3 separate regions of the Homo sapiens genome follow, and regions 2 and 3 are each linked to region 1. The links are chromatin contacts, found by Hi-C in ENCODE. All regions are on one chromosome and are shown on one strand. Each heading gives the region's core, a stretch centred on a gene start or an enhancer-like site at or near the end of the contact. The rest is flanking DNA. Distances are from core to core; before and after follow the strand shown. Region 1 holds the start of EXOSC7 (exosome component 7). Region 2 holds the start of HIGD1A (HIG1 hypoxia inducible domain family member 1A). Region 3 holds the start of SS18L2 (SS18 like 2).

Region 1 (4,475 bases), core at 1,522-4,021:
CCATGGTACTGGTGAGAGGGAGGTTTAATTTAAAAAATAAAAACACCATCCAACTCATTCCCCCTTTAAAGCTTACATCACCCATTCAATGCTACTAAGAACCTACCAAGTGCTAGACACTGGCTATGCCTTAAGGGTCCCCCATACAGACAAGTCAACAGGCTATTGCCTTCCAAGATCCATGATGAGCGAATGACTGAACCTCTAAGACCTCTAGGATCGTGCTTCTGGCCACCTCTGCAAGCTGATCTTCCACCATTTCCCCCAGCCCACCCCTTGGGCTCCACATGTCCTCCACCTGAGGATTTACAGACTCACCACCCCTTCCTTCTGGAACACTGGTGCCTACTTAATTCTCAGTCATGCTGAGAACTCAGTTCAAATGCTATTTCCTTAGGGAAGCCTCCTCTGACCTCCCAGTCTAGATCGTGTCCGTTTTTTCCTTCATAGCATTCAGTACAATTTTATATATAAACACTCAAGTACATTTATAGTTTCTGCATCTTCCTTCTAGCATGAGAGCTATATAAGGACAGGTTCCTTCCTAGCCCCTGAGTCTAGCTCAGTTCTGTGTTGAATGAATGAATACTGAGTCCTGAAGATACAGAGGAGGAATCCTTGACATGGATTTAGGGGAGCAATTCCACCTCCTTAGGGAAGCCTTCAGAGCATTACAAGTCCCTGGAATTCTTTTTATTTATTAAAAAAAAATTATTTCTTTAGAGATGGGCTCTCACTGTGTTGCCCAAGCTGGTCTCAAACTCCTAGGCTCAAGCAATCCTCCCATCTCAGCCTTTCAAAGTGCTGGGATTACAGGCGTGAGCCACAATGCCCGGCCCCTGGTATACTTTAACTTCAACCTCCACTAACTATACCACTTCCTTGGCATAGATCTTACATTACCTTTGTTTTTATTTTATTCACTTTTACTCTCTGTTTGTCTCCCTCCTATCTTTCATTTATTTCACAACCATGTTTTGGCATCCCTGCTGTTTCCCACATAACATGCCAGGAGCTAGATATATGTTGGTAAATAAAATTAACTAATGACCATGGTGGGACTCTGCTGCTGGATAGCTAATGAACTGCCGTGGGAATTAAGGGTGCTGGGGAGAAAGCTCTAACCTTGAGGTTACAGATATATCCATGCCTCAGTGCCACTTTCAGGGATGAAATGTTGAGAGAAAATAGGACACATGACAGAGTCACTACATCATGGTAAGCTCCGGTAACAAAGAAGACCAAAGGTTTTTAAATTTAGAGGAAAACGGTTATCCGTAATGTGTCCCTAAAAAAATACTTTGAGGATAAAAATCACCTGAACAAAGTGTATACAAAAATATAGCAGGGAAAGACATATCTAACTGCTTTTGGGCATTTTTATGCCCCCTCACACACAAATAACATACATGTTACCCTGTAATACACACATATGTCCCACTGTTGTTAATCCTGAATTATAACTAAAATATGCAACTGTGAGTTCTGACTTTATTATCCAGGCATAATATGCTAAATATTGGCATTTCTTCATATATAAAGGGCCCAGAAGATAACGGCAGGTCACGATTTTTAAATGGACATGTCCTTAACTCACGTTGTGGGACTTCAATGATAGCTGGCCGCTTCAATCCGATGGCTACATCACGGGACCACTGACTTTGCAGTTGGTACTGACAGAGGAAAGGCATGAGGAAAAGAGGTAGGAGCTGTCGCCAGAACTCTGCCAAGGATGGGATGAAGAACTCTGATAGGAGGACCACACCGTAGGTTAACAAGTGGAGACACAGCCGGAGGAGGATACAGGGTAGCTCGTTACCAGGTCCAACATTTTTCAACCCTCGTTCTGGAGTGGTCATAACCAGGGATTTAATATAGAACACAGAGGACATTAGGTTATAGCTGCCTAGGGATCTTAGTTCTTCATTGGCAAAATGGAAACAGCACTTAGGCTATCGGCTGCCTAGCCGCTTTTTTTTTGAGACTCGGCTCACTGCAACCTCCGCCTCCCGGGTTCAAGCGATTCTCCTGCCTCAGTCTCCCGAGTAGCTGGGACTACAGGCGTGCGCCACCACGCCCAGCTAAATTTTTTTGTATTTTTAGCAGAGACGGGGTTTCACCATGTTGGTCAGGACGGTCTCTTGACCTCGTGATCCGCCCGCCTCGGCCTCCCAAAGTGCTGGGATTACAGGCGTCCTAGCCGCTTTTTAAAAACCCTTCCCCCTTTATTTGTACGGCAATTTGTATTTTCAAAGTGCGTTCACCTCGCATGCGCCCTCCTAACCACGAGGTGAGGAAAAGCAGGCCAGAAGCCCACCTCCAAACTCCCATTTCCTCGAAGAGAAAACTGAGGCTCGGACAAGATCTGTGCGCGAACGCCGAATGGATGGCCCTGGGGCCGATGCTCTCTCACTAAGAAAAGGCCTCCGAGACTGCCCAAGCTTCCTGCCCGGGTTCGGAATCTTATAGACCCGCAAAACTGCAAATGCGCTAACAGTCCTAAAAACGTCCACGTTGCCAGCTCTGAATTGCAAACGCCGGCAGCAGAACCGTTTAATCACAAGGTAAACGGAGAGTCGCCGCAGCTCGGCTGCCTCCTCACTGGCAAACCCAGGGCAGGCCGCGACCCGCAGGGCCAGGCTGAACCCGGCGGCCGACCCAACGCCGCTGCTGTAGCTACCTGGACGCCATGCACGATGTACACCTTCTCCGCCTCGCTCAGCGTCACGGACGCCATGCTGCCGAGCTGCCCCACGAGCCGCACGTCATCTGCGCGCGTCCCCTCCTCTGGACCGCGCCCCCACGTCCCACCCCCCCCCGCCCCGCGTCAGCGCGTCATCAACCTGCGCGGCGGCCGCTCCTGCAGCCGCGGCCGCCGCCACTGCCGGGAGAGCTCGATGGGCTTCTCCTGCGCGCCGCCCGGTGTCTGGCCGAGTCCAGAGAGCCGCGGCGCCTCGTTCCGAGGAGCCATCGCCGAAGCCCGAGGCCGGGTCCCGGGTTGGGGACTGCAGGGGAAGGCAGCGGCGGCGGCGGCGGGAGCCCCACCGGGGTCTGGGACTGGGGAACTGCCTCCGGCTTCACGGTCAGTTGGGAAGGGAAACTGGGGTAGGGGTGAAGAAGCTGGGGTGAGGCGAGCCTCACGGGCCGGGGGACTCCCAGTGGGAGAGGCGTGCGGCGTAGTTGCTCAGAGCTGGAGTTGACTTAGGAGCGTGTGTGTGTGTGTGTGTGTGTGTGTGTGTGTGAGAGAGAGAGAGAGAGAGAGAGAGACCCCGACTAAGGAGGGGCGGACGTCGTGATTGGCCCGGGGGTGCTGTTTCCCTGCTCTTCTCCCCTCCATTTCTCTAGTCCCTAGGATGGCTGGAGAGGCGATGCAGCCCTCCCTAGGTAGTTCTTGGTGGGAAGGGTCCGGGAATGGGGGACACTAGTCCTAAGGCGTCCCCACCCCTCCACCCAGGAATATCTCTCGCTGGCTCGCTCACTCTCTGTGACCGAACGCTGTCCCATTACCTTGCTGGGACCTCTTGCCTCGGGTGCTTACCAGAGCGTTGTCCCACAGACGGGGGAGGAGGCGCTTGGTAACCGGCACTGGCGAGGTGCGCAGTGCCCGGACGTCCCCAACGCTTCCTAGCGGGAACTGGAAACCCCGGCTTGATGGAAGTGATTACTGGGAGCTGTGAGCAGTTGCCCGAAAAAAAGCCAACCCCAACCCCTTGCGATGGCCGAGTGGGAGTATGGGCATTGGATACCCGGAGAGGATATCTGCAAGGTGAAGCTGGGGTCACCAAAGGAACTCATTAAGGCGGGGCTGACAAAGTATGGTGCAAGTTTTAAAGGAGCCGTGTGGATAAATGGGAGAAAGTTAACCCAAATTAGTTGAAGCAAGGAGGGCAGGTTAAAGCAATTCTGATGACTTTCCTGATGTTCCATTTTTGAGGACCCTCAGCCAAAAAAAAAAAAAAATGGTATTTATCAGATAGTGGGTTCAAATACAGTTTCAGATAACTATTGGGAGCCTACTATAGATAGGCTTTGTGCTACCTTTAGAACACAAGACAAGTAAAACATACTATGCCCAGAGAAGTTCCCTGGGCAGATGAAGGCTCCAGGGCCAACATAACCACAGATCATGGTGGTTAGAGCTATGATGGTCGCATCAGTGGGCACAGTGGGATTGGGAGGTCGTCTGATAAGGTTATAGAGAGGAAGTGCTTGCTCACATTCTTAAGCATTAAACTGCTGAGCTCCAAAATTGATGATCAGTTCTTCGTAGACTGGACATTAGATGTTTCTTATGTCTCTACGTAATTCTCCACAGGGGCACCTAAAAGGAAGACAGCTTGCAGGGTTGGACTTTGCCTTCCAGGGAAACTGAAAGAGGTGAAGCCGGAAGGATTTCCTCCCTAATGAAGGCACAGGTGCCCCACCTGTTGTGGCACTTAGATGTGTTTGTGTGTGGTTGGACGGCTGGGTTTTAT
Region 2 (4,331 bases), core at 892-3,391, 2.2 Mb after region 1:
TTCTTACATGTATCTTAATTATGAGATGAACGATTTTCAAAATCCTGAGCCCATGACATTTAGTTCCTATCTGTATGACGAGCACTTGGTAGTCTGCCTTGTTTTGTGGTTATATCAAGAAACTCTAACTTAATCACAGATTTCTCCATGGTGCAGTTGTAGATGCTTTGCATCTGAGGACTAAGCTCTGATTTTTTTTATCATGCCCAAATTCCTATCTAAGGGGTCTGGGGAGTCATGCCCCACAAATAATAAGTTATCATCAAATGGGTTTTATTTAACTCTATATATCGTGACTTACTTTCCAACTTGACTCTGGCATAACATTATAAGACAAGGAAGAAAATAAAAATATTTTACCCCAAAACATATTTCTTTGCCATATCTTGAAATGGCCATACAAAGCTGTCCTTTGCGGGGAAAAATTCTCATCTGTAAAGAATCCCTATAACATAGCTAGATCTTTTTCTTCCAGGCCCCCCAATCCTAAAGAGATTAAAAGTCTAGCACCTTTCAAACATCTGAATAGGAAACATTTGTCATCTATTGTCTCTAAAGGCAGCCACTACAAGACTTCAAAAGAACCTTGGTCTCCACAATCTTTTATCTTAACTTGAACATTCCCTTTCTGTTGATCCCAGGTCTTCAGACAAACTCAACCAATTATCAACCAGAAAATGTTTAAATTTACCTATAGCCTGGAAGCCCCCTCCCCTCTCGCCTTTGAGTTGTCCCCCGTTTCTGGACCAAACCAATGTATTTCTTAAATGTATTTGATTGATGTCTCATGCCTCTCTAAAATGTATAAAACCAAGTGTGCCTGGACCACCTTGGGCACATGTTCTCAGGACCTCCTGAGGGCTGTGTCAGGGGCCACGGTCACTCACATTTGGTTCAGAATAAATCTCTTCAAATATCTTAGAGTTTGACTTTTTTCGTTGACCCACCAATTGGCCGGATTATTACTCATTATTTACTTGACAAACACATTAGGAGCCCTGTCCCCGGAAGCTCGCTGTCACGAGGGGCCTCTGACATCTCCTTCTTGAGAGAAAGGTCGCCTGGCCTGGGTGAGGTCGTAGTTCCCGCGACCCCGTGCTTGCAAGTACTGGCTGCCTCCTACTATAGTGTAAGCTCCAGGAAGGATCCCGCGGGGGACCTGACAGCTCACGGTCCTGGCCGACAACCGCCCTGGGAGCGGAATGGATGGAGCCCGCAGTCGTCCCGGCGCACTGGGCAAGCTCTGCTCCCACTGTGGCAGGCCAGATCTCCATTAGCAACCAGAGCAGCTCTCACCAACGCCTCACTGTCATTCTGATGCATGTATAAGTTAAACATTGGAGAAACTGGTGCCTTAGGAGAAAGGCTAGAATGTAAAGACAAGTCCATTAGGATCCCGCCTGAGCTTTTTCAACCCCTAGAGTTTAATTAAAATAATGGAGTTGTTCTTGCACACCTTGTACCAGGACCCACTTTAGATTATTTCCAAGGCTCTGAAGCAATTGTCTAGACACCTGACCCTATTACCGTTAAAGATTGGCTTGAGTGAAACACTTTGGCTTTCGACTTGTAAATGCACTGAATGTATTTAAGCACTAGAAAAACTTGTATTAATAATTTTGAGTTGGTCTGGTGAGTTACTCCGACCTTCTCCCTGTAACCTGTTGCAGAAATAAACTCCGTTCTTTCCCAGTCTGTCTGCATCTCGTTACTGAACGGCGAGAACAAGCAGTCGGACCCGGGTGGGTCGGGGAACACAACCTCACCCGCAGCCGAAACCCCTCACCCGCATCCCTTCCCGGCCCGTGAGGCGTCCGCAGGCGGCGGCGCTCGGGACACGGCGTTCGCGGTGCTCGCCTCCGCTGCCCGAGGGGAAAAGGGCAGGAGAAATCTGAGGAGTCCTTGGGCCAGGAGCCAAAGCCCCTCAAGTGCCCGGGCGCGAACCCCAGGCGCCGAGCTCTCACGTCTGTCTCCGCCAGTACGCTAGAGCCGGGGTAGTGGGCCAGCACTCACCGGCCCAGCCAATCCAGGACCCGCTCTGCACTGCCCCACCCGCCGCGCACACGCACGCGTCCTTTTGCGGCCGCTGGCCTCTGATTGGCTGGGACGGCTGTGGGTGGGGAGAAGCCGGGAGGACTGGGTGCGCCTGCAGGGATCGGAAGCCGGTTGGGGTGTGAGAGGTTTTCTCGCTCTAGGTAAGCGAAACAAGCCGGGGGACTGCGAGCCAGGGACTCGGGCCGCGGGGCGGGAAGAAGTGGGGCAGCGCTTGGCCAGGCCGAAAGGACTTTGGGGGTGGGGGCTGGGAGTCCGTGTCTCGAATGAGGGAGGAGAGGTGGAGTTGCCGGGGCTCAGGCCCGGCCTCGAGCATGGGCGGATGAGAGGAGTCGGGAGCCGAGGCCTAGGGTCCTTCGGGTGAGGGGAGACGGAGCCAGCGAGGAGATGGAGCAGAAGCTTGTGGAGTGAGTTGCCGAGCGGGGAAGACTCGCTGATGGGGTGGTAATGAGAGACGGGGGCCAGGAGGGTGTTGACTGGGCCCGACGGCGGGGAGCGAGGAGCGGGAGCTTCCCCGGAGCTTGGAACATTCTGAAGAGCGGGCTAAGCGGCAGGCGAGGCGGGATAGGAGAGCGAGCGCTCCGGTCACGGAGTCACGACAAGGTCACAGGAAGAGAGGCGGCGAGGAAGGTCGGGAGGTTGAGGGGAGGGCGTACTAGCAGAGGACCTTCCAGTCCTGGTCTTGCTTTTCTCCCCGACCTGGTGTTTCCTCCACCCTGGGAAAGTGATAAGGCCTAGGGTCCTGTGTAGTGCTTCTGTGACCGAATTAAATTTTTCTCCTGCCGAGTCGGCGGGTTAGAGATTACAAAGCACAGCGTAAGGGCAGAATTAGGAGCAGCCGACATGATGCAGCAGTGATATTCGCCTTTGTCTTAAATTCCCGGAGTGGGAAGCAGCTATTTCCCTCTTCGGAGTAATCCCCACGACAGGGATCCCTGCTTCCGGAAGTACAAAGGCACTTTGGAGTAAGACAGGTTTGGATGGAAAGTTCTAACAGGTTGAAGCGGTGACAACCTGGTCATGAAGCTCCAGCATGACACACATATTTGGAGTCCTGTATACTAGGAGTTCTCTTTGTGCACCAGAGTCACTTGAAGGGGCTTCTTAAAGATTCCTTGAGCTCTGCCCCAGACCACCTGAATCCGGATCTCCATGCTGGGGCCTTGGCAGCCATTTTAAACAAGCTGATGGGCGACTGATGCAAAATCAGTTTGAAGCCAGCGTTGCTTTAGATAGTAATTCCCGTGACAAAATGACTGTGAAGAAAGATCCTTCATTCAACCTGTTACGTCTCCTGATGCTGGACGGCTCATCTTCCCTTAATGCCTCTTTAGGTTCCCTGTGGAAAGGTCTTCAGTCGTGTCTTACTAAGCGTACAGAATTAATTTGTGCTCTCCAAACTGACTTTAAATATCTGGTTACTGGTGCCTTTTTTAGCGTCTATTCAACTTTCTGACAGAAATCTGGGACAACTACTGTGGGTGGATGAGAAAACGATAATGAAGGAAAGTCTGGCAGTGGTGTAGTGAAAAAAGTCTTTTCAAATCACAATTGAAATTGTTAGATGAGTTAAGTCACTGAAGAAGATTCCGTTTACCTTAGGCATGATTTTTTTATATATATCATTCAAAGAGAACAACGTGGGCTTCTGTTGAGTAATGGATTCTTAAATTTTCTAATCAGAATTCTTATCTGCCAATTTAATCTAATTTACATCAGCAGCGTAAGATTGATGCTTTGGCAATATATCGTCAATCAAAAGAACCCAGGACTCTCTATCAGAAGAGCTGGATTCTAATCCTACCCCACCAGACATGTATTCCTTGTACTGAGCAATTCGTATAACCCTCTCACAACCCTTTCCCCACCTGTAAAATAAGGCTATTGGCTTGGATTATTCATCTGATTTGTTACTCTCAAATTATATGATTAGAACTTATTGTTCCTGATACTTAACCAGTTTTCAATTCAGGTGGCTATAAACCATGAATACTTTGGAAACTTCTACGTGGTAATTAGACAGTTATCAAAATTTTGTATTCAGAGAGTATTTTAGATATGTACTATATGGGAATTATAATATTTTGACTACAGAATAACAAATAACTGATATGTGTTGGATTTTTAAATATTAATCCTTACTAATTTTATTCTGAAATGTACACATAAGGTATTCTGGAATCACAGACAGATTATCATCTGTCGTTTCAAGCAAATAATGACCATTTTGTTCCCCACACCCTGATGCTTACCGCAGGGGCTACTTTCTGAAACCCAGG
Region 3 (4,419 bases), core at 688-3,187, 2.4 Mb after region 1:
CACTAGGAGATTTTGATAACTTTCTTACCCTTGGGTTGAGAATTACTGTACCAAATGGAATGTTTTGCAACCATTTTTCATATAGAAAAAGGAGAAGGTATTTACCATAAACTTTTAAAAATCAAATTACCAAATGCCAGAGTCAGATGTAAAGATTTACCCAAAAACTGATATCTCTACTATTCTATTAAGGTATTCAGTGAGGGACTGTAGGTAATTTTTCTAGGGGGTAGGGATTGTGAAACATTTCTTCAGTAACAATGAAATAATATATTTTTCTATAAGAAATGGGCATAAGGTCGGCCGTGGTGGCTCATGCCTGTAATTCCAACACTTTGGGAGGTCGAGGTGGGTGGATCATCTGAGGTCAGGAGTTTGAGACCAGTCTGGCCAACATGGTGAAACCCTGTCTCTACTACAAATATAAAAATTAGCAGGGCGTGGTGGCACACGCCTGTAGTCCCAGCTACTCAGAGGCTGAGGCACGAGAATTGCTTGAACCTCAGAGGTGGAGGTTGCAGTGAGCCGAGATTGCACCACTGCACTCCAGCCTGGGTGACAGAGGGAGACTGTCTCAAAAAGAAAAAAAAAAAGAAAAGAAAAAAATGGGCGTAATACCTGGACTAGATTCGGAAAAGAGACTCAGACTCTATTTTCTCTCATTTTGGTATCTACTTAGGGAGTGCATTAAATTATTATGCACAATTTACCTTTGACTTAACTTGTAAATCCTTTGTTTGTCTTTGTGTGTGTGTCACTAACAGACTGACGGGAAGTTAGAAATGAGAGGAAGCTTAGCAGTCAAATGGCCTGACCCCTTCACTTAACAGAGAAAGGATGAGGCAGGGATCCAAGATGAGAAAGGGGCCATGGCTCTAATCTCCTGAGCTTAGTTTTCTGTGTGCTCTCACCCCCATCCCTGTTGTCATCAGCCGGCATAGCTTTGAGTGAAGGAGGCTTTGCAGTGAGAATAATTCACATTTTGAAGAAAGAGCCACGTCTGACTCCAGGCTCCGCAGTGTACTCGTTGTATGGTCTTGGGCAGGTTGGCAAACTCTTTGAGCCTCTCTTTCCTCAGTTCAAAGAGGGGCTTAACTGCGATCAATCACCCAAGACTCTTAGTTCGAGAAAGCACCGCATCACACAGGCTTCCCCTCTACCCACAGGTCAGGGGCGCGGGGGTGGGGGTACTTACTGCACGCACTCGTTCCCGCGGCCCTTGTTCTGATACTCCACAATACAGCGGATCAGCTGGTCATTCTCCTCAAGGAGCTGAAAGATCAGAGAAAGAAAGGGTCAGTGCAGGCCGGGCGCAGTGGCTCACGCCTGTAACCCCGGCCCTTTGGGAGGCCGATCTAGGCGGATCACGAGGTCAGGAGTTCGAGACTAGCCTGGCCAACATGGGGAAACCCCATACTAAAAATACAAAAATTAGCCGGGAGTGGCGTCGCGCTCCTGTAATCCCAGCTACTCAGGAGGCTGAGGCAGGAGACTCGCTTGAAGCCAGGAAGCGGTGGTTTCAGTGAGCCAAGATGCACCACTGCACTCCAGCCTGGGCGACAGAGCGGGACTCCGTCTCAAAAAAAAAAAAAAAAGGAGAGAAAGGGTTAGTGCAGTGTGACGTCTGGACGGCGGGGGACCGAACCCCATGCCGGGGTCCTGCCCCGGCGCCTGTGCTGATTTCGTGCCCATCTCACCCCGCACCCCGGCTGCTCAGCACCCTTCACAGTCAGCTGGGAGGCCGCTCACTACAGGATGCTTCTCGCACCCCGCAGCCCCTCGGGATCCCGACTTCTCTCCGCCCGCCCGCCCGCCCGCGTGGATGCTCACCCGCTGGATAGTCTCTTGATTGACTTCCGCCTTGCCCCTCAGCCAGTCCGGTACGAAGGCCACCGACATCCCGAGGAACCTCCGGAACCACGACCGCCAAGCAACTCGACCCACGATAGGTGGGGCCTACGCTCTCGAAGTTGATTGGATGCTCCCGCCTACAGGGCGGGGTACAGAAGGGACGTCATTTGTGACTGGACGCGCAAGAGCTATACTCAGCGCTTTCCTCGGTCCCAGCCCCCAGAACGCCGGGGGCGTTTTCGTATCCTTTGCGCTTGCGCAGTCTGGAGAGCGAAACTTGTGGGTTGGGGCTGGGTCTACTGCTGACCTACCTGGCGTCAGCACCTCCAGTGTTAGGCTGTGCATGCTTTTTTTTTTTTTGAGATGGAGTCTCGCTCTGTCGCCCAGGCTGGAGTGCAGTGGCGCATCTCAGCTCACTGCAAGCTCCGCCTCCTGGGACTACAGGCGCCCGCCACCACGCCCGTCTAATTTTTTGTATTAGTAGAGACGGGGTTTCACCATATTAGCCAGGATGGTCTCGGTCTCCTGACCTCGTGATCCGCCCGCCTCGGCCTCCCAAAGTGCTGGGTGTGCATACTCAATCTATCTGCAGGAGCGGTTTGCTCGGCTTCACCCAGCGTGTCTGGCACCCAGATACATGGCTTCAGATCCATTGTCCTCTCTACATCACTCTGTGCCTCCAGGTCTGCATCTGGAGCATGAACATTGGCTATGGCATTGTCTCCTGCCAGGCCAAATCTGCAGGCCAGGAAAACTCTGGTATTAGCTTTACTCTTTGCTGAACGAGAAATTCGCGTTTTTCCACATAGCCTGGACTTATTTGGGGCAGGAATAATGCTTATTAGGTTGGCAACCCTAAAAAGCACTGGTATTTTCTCCATTTTACAGATGACGAAACAGGTTAAGTAACTTGCCCAAGGTTCCTTAGCAAAGCCAGTCTCTGAATACGGGCAGCCTGGCTTTAGAACTCTCACCCTTAACAACCCGGGACTGCCCAGGCACCATACCGCAAAGGTGTTGTGCCGCAAGATGCAAGGAGGAAGCTGGACATACCTTCTTGGGCCACATGGTTACTCCTGGTGACCACTGCAACTGAATTGGTTGTAGTCTTCTAGACCAGTGGTCCCCAGCCTTTTTGGCACCAGGAATTGGTTTCGTGGAAGACAATTTTTCTTGTCTTCCACGGAGGTGGGGGTGGTTTTGGTATGAAACTCTTTTACCTCACATCAGCAGGCATTAGATTCTCATTAGGAGCGCGCAACCTAGATCTCTTGCAAGTCCAGTTCACAATAGGGTTCACGCTCCTGTGAGAATCTAATGCTCCCGCTGATCCTAATGCCCCCGCTGATCTGAGGGGGCAGAATGCTCGGCGGTAATGCTTATCCGCCCTCTGCTCACCTCCTGCTATGCGGTACCGGTCCCCTGTTCTAGCCATCCGTGGTGGATGTGGTAACAAGATTCGTTTTCCCTGGAGTGAGCAGCGGCCACTTCATTTAGGAGGGAGATCTTGGGAACCTACACTCCTAAAAAGGGGAGGTCCCTAGAGCTTTATTCCCCTGAGTGGTGGCCCTGATCCTGAGCAAGCTCATCTGCTTTACTGGGCTTTCTCTCCACAATCCCTTTATTCAAACCTGTGAAAAGGCAGCTTTCATCCCATTTCTTTTTTCTTTTTTTTTTGAGACAGAGTCTCGCTCTGTCACCCAGGCTGGAGTGCAGTGGTGTGATCTCGGCTCACTGCAACCTCTGCCTCCCGGGTTCAAGCGATTCTCCTGCCTCAGCCTGCTGAGTAGCTGGAATTACAGGTGCCTGCCACCACACCCGGCTAATTTTTTTTTTTGTATCTTTAGTAGACATGGGGTTTCACCATATTGGTCAGGCTAGTCTTGAACTCCTGACCTCGTGATCCGCCCGCTTCGGCCTCCAAAAGTGCTGGGATTACAGGTGTGAGCTACTGTGCCCGGCCTGCTTTCATCCCATTTCACAGAGAGGTAAACCCGGTGAGAGAAGTGAGGTAACACCTGAGCTGGGGCGGACTCAGGGCTTCCTGGTTACCAAGCCTGCACTGTTAACTCCACATCAGGCTTCCTCCTCAGGAAAATTCCCCAAAGCTTTCAGAGACACAGAGTGGGCAGAAAAGGAAACATCAGGAGCAGGATACAGGTCTTCCGTAGTTCCACTCAGCCCTATTCCTGTTTAGACAAGTGAGGAATGACAATAACATGAGATGGTCCAGACAACAATCCTCCCACCTGTGAAAGCTTCCCTGGGATTATGGGCATGAACCACCATGCCCGGCCTATACTTTTGTTCATAAAGTTTAAGTGACTTGCTTACCAATCTTATGCAAAATTTCATGTAATTTATATAATACTATATAACATAATGCTACATATGGTATGTATATATACACACAAAGATCTGTCCTGGGTATTAAGTATCTTACCTGTAGGCTTTATGTTTATGGCTCTGAAATGGAGGGAACTGGGACATACATGTTTTGAGGAATAAAGTGAAGGGGTTTTTTTGTTGTTGTTGTTTTTTGATACAAAGTCTTATTCTGTTGCCCAA

The links. A loop is a pair of places that touch in the nucleus more often than their neighbours do. Pooled maps may share reads with other maps.
Region 2: a loop to region 1 is called in a pooled map, with 13 times the contacts of the local background. The contact joins the promoter of HIGD1A here to the promoter of EXOSC7 in region 1. A Hi-C loop is called at or near these places in 1 of 37 single-sample maps with no recorded cell type and 7 of 50 pooled maps.
Region 3: a map of posterior vena cava shows a loop between it and region 1 (10-fold over the local background). The contact joins the promoter of SS18L2 here to the promoter of EXOSC7 in region 1. A Hi-C loop is called at or near these places in 2 of 168 maps with a recorded cell type or tissue (naive thymus-derived CD4-positive, alpha-beta T cell and posterior vena cava), 1 of 37 single-sample maps with no recorded cell type and 13 of 50 pooled maps.

What each region holds. Positions count from the first base shown.
Region 1 is chr3:44,974,540-44,979,014 of GRCh38, reverse strand. EXOSC7 (exosome component 7) reads right to left here and starts at 2,771. Exons shown (of 8, transcript NM_015004.4): 1 at 2,681-2,771. The coding sequence starts at 2,737. ZDHHC3 (zDHHC palmitoyltransferase 3) reads left to right here and starts at 2,841. Exons shown (of 7, transcript NM_001135179.2): 1 at 2,841-3,082. RefSeq lists silencers at 2,805-2,874, 2,995-3,094 and an enhancer at 3,317-3,861.
Region 2 is chr3:42,802,300-42,806,630 of GRCh38, reverse strand. It overlaps HIGD1A (HIG1 hypoxia inducible domain family member 1A), which reads left to right and starts at 2,141. Exons shown (of 4, transcript NM_014056.4): 1 at 2,141-2,195. RefSeq lists an enhancer at 307-1,104 and a silencer at 1,966-2,185.
Region 3 is chr3:42,588,378-42,592,796 of GRCh38, reverse strand. SS18L2 (SS18 like 2) reads right to left here and starts at 1,937. Exons shown (of 3, transcript NM_001370300.1): 1 at 1,831-1,937; 2 at 1,196-1,272. The coding sequence starts at 1,899. It also overlaps a transcript of SEC22C not described here.